2 separate regions of the Homo sapiens genome follow, and region 2 is linked to region 1. Evidence: read pairs that join two places in POLR2A ChIA-PET (ENCODE). Cell type or tissue: GM12878. All regions are shown on one strand. Links, peaks and the distances in the headings refer to the core of each region. The heading gives the core; the rest is flanking DNA.

The links. ChIA-PET counts read pairs that join two places held together with the same protein. Peaks named below come from ENCODE experiments on the same cell type or tissue, not always from the same donor. Only the 100,000 strongest peaks of a DNase experiment are listed, where the experiment ranks them.
Region 2: POLR2A ChIA-PET joins it to region 1 with 5 read pairs; 4 of 35 experiments call an interaction of 5 or more read pairs at or near these places.

The regions. Positions count from the first base shown.
Region 1 is chr5:78,575,392-78,578,195 of GRCh38, forward strand. All of the region lies in intron 2 of LHFPL2 (LHFPL tetraspan subfamily member 2), which reads right to left. Among named protein-coding and RNA genes, the nearest start is that of LHFPL2, 72 kb to the right of the region's middle. In GM12878, for the core only: no CTCF peak of the experiment used is centred there; no DNase peak of the experiment used is centred there.
Region 2 is chr5:78,643,611-78,646,414 of GRCh38, forward strand. The region is part of intron 1 of LHFPL2 (LHFPL tetraspan subfamily member 2); the gene reads right to left. It also overlaps the pseudogene HMGB1P21. Among named protein-coding and RNA genes, the nearest start is that of LHFPL2, 3.8 kb to the right of the region's middle. In GM12878, for the core only: no CTCF peak of the experiment used is centred there; no DNase peak of the experiment used is centred there; H3K4me3 peaks cover 111 bases; H3K27ac peaks cover 636 bases.

The DNA of each region.
Region 1 (2,804 bases), core at 206-2,705:
CAAAAAAATTAGCCGGGCGTGGTGGCACGCACCTGTAGTCCCAGCTACTCGGGAGGCTGAGGCAGGAGAATCACTTGAACCTGGGAGGCGGAGGTTGCAGTGAGCCAAGATTGCGCCACTGCACTCCAGCCTGGTGACAGAGCGAGACTCCATCTCAAAAAAAGAAAAAAAGAAAAACCCACATGGCAAAACTAACTCCACAAAATGTCAAAAGAGAGAAATAACTAAAAACATAGGTTTTATTTTAATGAATGTGTCTTTTTAAAATGGAACAAGCAAAGAAAACAGCACTAAAACAAAATGTTATAGCTTAAGAGTTCTCTCCTTTATTTTTCCCTGACCAGGAAAATAACACACACACTACAAAAGACAAAGAGAAGAAAAACAAAGGGAAGATAGTGTAATTTAGTTTCTAGGTCTCTGGAAAAGTCTTCATCCTGCACAGACTGGACAATTTCAAGAAGTAGAGTCGCAGAGGTCATTTAATCTTCTAATTTAAATTTGTAAAACTTTCTTTTTGGAGACAGGGTCTTGCTCTGTCACCTATGCTGGAGCGCAGTGGCCTGGTGCAATCTTACAGGGATGAGCCACTGTGCCCAGCCAAAATATGTAAGATAAATCTGGCCGGGCGCAGTGGCTCACGCCTGTAATCCCAGCACTTTGGGAGGCCGAGGCGGGTGGATCACGAGGTCAGGATATCGAGACCATCCTGGCTAACACGGTGAAACCCCGTCTCCACTAAAAAAACAAAAAATTCTCCGGGCGTGGTGGTGGGTGCCTGTAGTCCCAGCTACTCCGGAGGCTGAGGCAGGAGAATGGCGTGAGCCCGGGAGGCGGAGCTTGCAGTGAGCCGAGATCGCGCCACTGCACTCCAGCCTGGGCAACAGAGCGAGACTCCATCTCAAAAAAAAAAAAAAGATAAATTTTTACTCAAAAAAGAATGAATGAAAGAAATTAGAGTCTTCATAAATTACCCACGAAAAAGTAAATAAATACGTAAAGGTAAGTCTCCCAATTTTACCTTTTGCTCTCCTGTCCGCTGAGCACCTTTATCAGCCTTAAATTTCTCCCATTCCTAAAAAAACAAGTCCTCCCCACAGGTGCTCATGAACCATGAGCTGTGTCTCTTTAAGGGCAGTGGAGGGAGGGAAACTGGTTTGCCACTATGCTGTAGGCGTCTGAACTGGATACAATTTGCAGGAGAAGAGAAGGCCCCAGGGACACTGGAAATTCAACAAGTCACCAAGAACTATGTTCACTGTGGTTTGACATTCCACTAATAACCTTTTCTTTGACTTTTCAATTCTTTGTCATTCTAGGCTCCCACTGGAGCCAGATGAATTTAAAATCTTCTGACAATCTTTTTTTGTTTGTTTGTTTCTTAACTTTTACTTTAGGTTCAGGGGTACATAGGCAGATTTGTTATATAGATACCAACAGTCTTCTTAACTTTTTAAAGTGAAATAGCTTCCAGTGACATTGAACCAAGCAATCTTTTAGCATTTTATAGATCATTTAAAGCCAGCAAACTTGATCATTGGCAATGCAATAGTTCTTTACAGGAAGTACCCACAAGCTAAGTGCAGTTCTTTAGAGATTTTGTTAATAGGTTCAGTCCAGTCAGCTCTGTCTATGCCAAGTGTCCTCTCAGTGCCATCCTCTGAAAAGATCAAATGTTTTCTAAAAGGATAACCCCTCTTACTTCCTCCCTCCCACTCATTCCTAAATTTCCACAAGCAACAATATCATACAGTGCAAATGAGAGACGCAGGCCTTCCAGGCACAGGGAAGTCAAAACATTTTAAGAAGTCACAGGATAAGGTAACAAAGGACTGATCGTCCTGATGCCCTAACTGTATATGAATATCAACATGAGTTGTTTCATAAACTTGGAACACTGCAAAAGGCCATCTTGGTCAGCCTCCAAGCAGACTTACTTAAGTGACCTAATTTTTATGTTCTACTTCTGAGGATCTCCAGGACAGAAATTCCACAATCTCCCATTGGTATCTTGACTTGTGATTTTATTTCCTTCAGAGTCAAAGGGGGCTGTTTCTCTCAACATTTTTTTTAAGTTAAATAAGAGCTCAACTCACATAAAAGGTGCCATTTAAACGCTGAAACTGGCAACTGGAACAACACAAAAGTGAACGACCAAGAACTAGGCTATCTGCCGTACACGGGTCCATTTGCCTGGCTCACTACGGACAGTCATACTGCACTCTCCCCAAGCTGAGTCCATTCAAGACTCAAGCTCACAGCCTTAAGAAATGACTCCACAGCTCCTAAAAGGAGAGTAGCTTACATACAATGAAGAAATATTTCCTAGTCACTGGAGAAAATCTTTCCCAGGCCTTCCACACTTTCTAAACGAGAAAAAGACAATTTTGTTTTTCTGATGTCCTTTGAGCTTTTTTTTTTTTAGACTCCCCTAAGCAATATCATATTCAGTTTTCTTAAATTTTTTTAAAAGTGAACTTTCCACTGAGCTACACTCCTTGAAACAAGTCTTCCAGAGATTTTTGCCCTTGGCCTCCTGGAATTTTTCAATGAAACTCGAAAGAGATGTTTACCTGACCCCAAATGTTATCCTAATGAAAACTCTGTTTTTAATTCTTTGAACTCTTCTCTTTCTCTTTCCTTGTCATGCCCTCTGGGAAAGAAAGACAAGTACAGATGTTGGCTTGATCTCAACTGGCAAACACCAGGATAACTGAGTTCTAATCATTTCTTAGGAACTTGGACAGAATCACAAAGGTATTAATTATGCTCCCTCTTCTGGCATGGTCCTCTGTACTTCACTT
Region 2 (2,804 bases), core at 217-2,716, 68 kb after region 1:
CATTCACATAAGCTGCATCAGAGACAACTGAAGATGAAAACACTACTAACCCCATATATTGACTAATTTGTGCTGTGCACCAACGACAGCCTGCTTTAAATTTACATGCCAGTTTACAAGCCCCATACTGTATCAGGAGAGGTTAGTGGCTATTGAAAATATCATCAGGGTCGGGCATGGTGGCTCACGCCTGTAATCTCAGCACTTTGGGAGGCCAAGGCAGGCAGATCCCTTGAGGTCAGGAGTTCGAGACCAGCCTGGCCAACATGGTGAAACCCCATCTCTACTAAAAATACAAAAAATTAGCCAGGTGTGGTGGCGTGCACCTGTAGTCCCAGCTACTCAGGAGGCTGAGATGGGAGAATCGCTTGAACCCAGGAGGACAAGGTTGCAGTGAGCTGAGATCATGCCATTGTACTCCAGCCTGGGTGACAGAGAGAGACTTCATCTCAAAAGGAAAATAAAATAAAATACCACCAGCACAGGGTATCTAAAGATAACATTTGGTAGTGTGTTAACTATACAAAAAAGACAATGTACAATTTCAAAACAATTGTTACATAGTCTTCCATTTCAATTTCTTTAAAAGAAGTGAAATGCATACAGGGAGTTGAAATGCTTTATAGATAAGAAAAAAAAACTGTGCTAGAACCAACTTATTCATCATCATCTTCATCTTCCTCCTCTTCCTTCTTTTTCTTGCTTTTTTCAGCCTTGACAACTCACTTTTTTGCTGCATCAGGCTTTCCTTTAGCTCACTATGCAGCAATATCCTTTTCATATTTTTCCTTCAGCTTCACAGCCTTTTCATAAGGCTGCTTATCATCTGCGGCAGTGCCCTTCCACATCTCTTCCAATTTCTTTACAACTCACCAATGGTAGGCCGGGATGTTCTGCTTTGATTTTTGGGCGACACTCAGAATAGAACAAGAAAAAGGCCAGAGGAGGCCTCTTGGGTACATTGGGATCCTCGAACTTCTTTTTTGTCTCCCATTTAGGAAGGACATAGGTTTTCATTTCTCTTTCATAATGGGTCTTGTCCATCTTTGACATGTCTTCAAATCTCACTTTCTCTTTAGCAGACATGGTCTTGCACCTCTCTGAGCATTTCTTAGAAAACTCTGAGGAGCTGACTGAGCATCTGGGTGCTTCTTCTTGTGCTCCTCCCAACAAGTGTGGACAAAGAATGCATATCACATTTTACCTCTCAGCTTCCTTGGATCTCCTTTGCCCATGTTTAGTTCTTTTTTTCCTCAGTGAGCCACAGAGTCGCCCAGTGCCTGTCTGGCTCTCACTTGCCCCAGGGCTGTCTCTATGGTGCTCAGTACACTGCAAGCTGTTTGTTTTCATTGCATGCGAAACAATTTGATTCACTGGCCAGTAGTTGTGCTCAGCCACTAAAACTGAATACTTTCTAAAGTACAGAAACAAATAGGCCTCCCCTTCTCCCTTTGGAAGACCCACAGGACTAGCCATACCCTGCTACCACCCCCAGCCCCAGCCAGATCACTTCCCTCTGACCAGGCTGGAGAGTGGAAGGCAAGGACACCCAACATGCTGCATTCCAGTACAGCTCTTCTGAGTCAAAAAGGGAGCTTCCAGGGTCTATGGAAGTCCTTTGAAAACAGAGGTGTATGGGTTTTTTTTTTTTCTTCTAATGTGTACTCTGTAAGAGTAGAGGCCTACTCTTGGTACTTGCTGTGTTACCAGAGCCCAGAACAGAGCCTGGCCCAAGGGAGTGGCTCCCTAGGTATTTGCTGAATGACTGGATAAATGAAGGAACAAACAGGCACTCTCCCTAAATTAGCAGAGTTCTTCTTCTCAAGAAGTACTATTGTGCTAAGAATGTCTTCAGTTCACTTTTCTCTTGGGCACAATCTTAGCAAAAACTGGGAATTGCATCATTAACCCCAAGATAGACAGACAGATGCATACACACACACACACACACACACACACACACACACACACACACACACACATTTTTTTTGAGATAGCGTCTTGCTCTGTCACCCAGACTGGAGTGCAATGGTGCCGTCTCAGCTCGCTGTAACCTCCGCCACCCGGGTTCAAGCGATTCTCCTACCTCAGCCTCCTGAGTAGCTGGGACTACAGATGCATGCCACCACACCCGGCTAATTTTTGTCTTTTTAGTAGAGACAGGCTTTCGCTATGTTGGCCAGGGTGGTCTCGAACCCCTGACCTCGTGATCCACCCACCTCAGCCCCCCAAAGTGCTGGGATTACAGGTGTGAGCCACTGTGGGCCCAGCCCCCAAGGCATATATTAAAGCTTTTTGGAGTAAATTCTAGAGATCAGCTATTTGCTTCTTGTTTGTATCTAAGAGCAGTAAGCATTGGGTAAAATGTTGCTTTTAAGAGTCCCAAGAGAGGCACTTATCATGTTCATTACTATAGTTTTCTTTCTACCTAAAATAAAATTTGGATATTCACTTTGGTGGGACCTAATACCTGAAGCTGCCATTGCAACAGGACATGTAGCTTGGAATTGCAAGCCACATCTGGGTTCTACCTCTAGACCCAAATACTGCCTGCACTACAAACTCCCTGGAAATGGAGGCCCAGAAAAGGCTAATCAGAATGAGCCAAAAGGATGCAGCTTGCAAGTTCCAGAAAGATCAGTGTTTTTGAGTGTAGGCTGGCAGGGCATGGGTCCAGACTCAACTCAGAGCCACTGACTCTAAAACCAGGTATCTCTGCATTATAGCTGTTTAACAGGCACCACTTTTTCCTAGGGATTTGGAATACCTGATAATCATCAGTAACACTTTCTGAGCACTTAGCG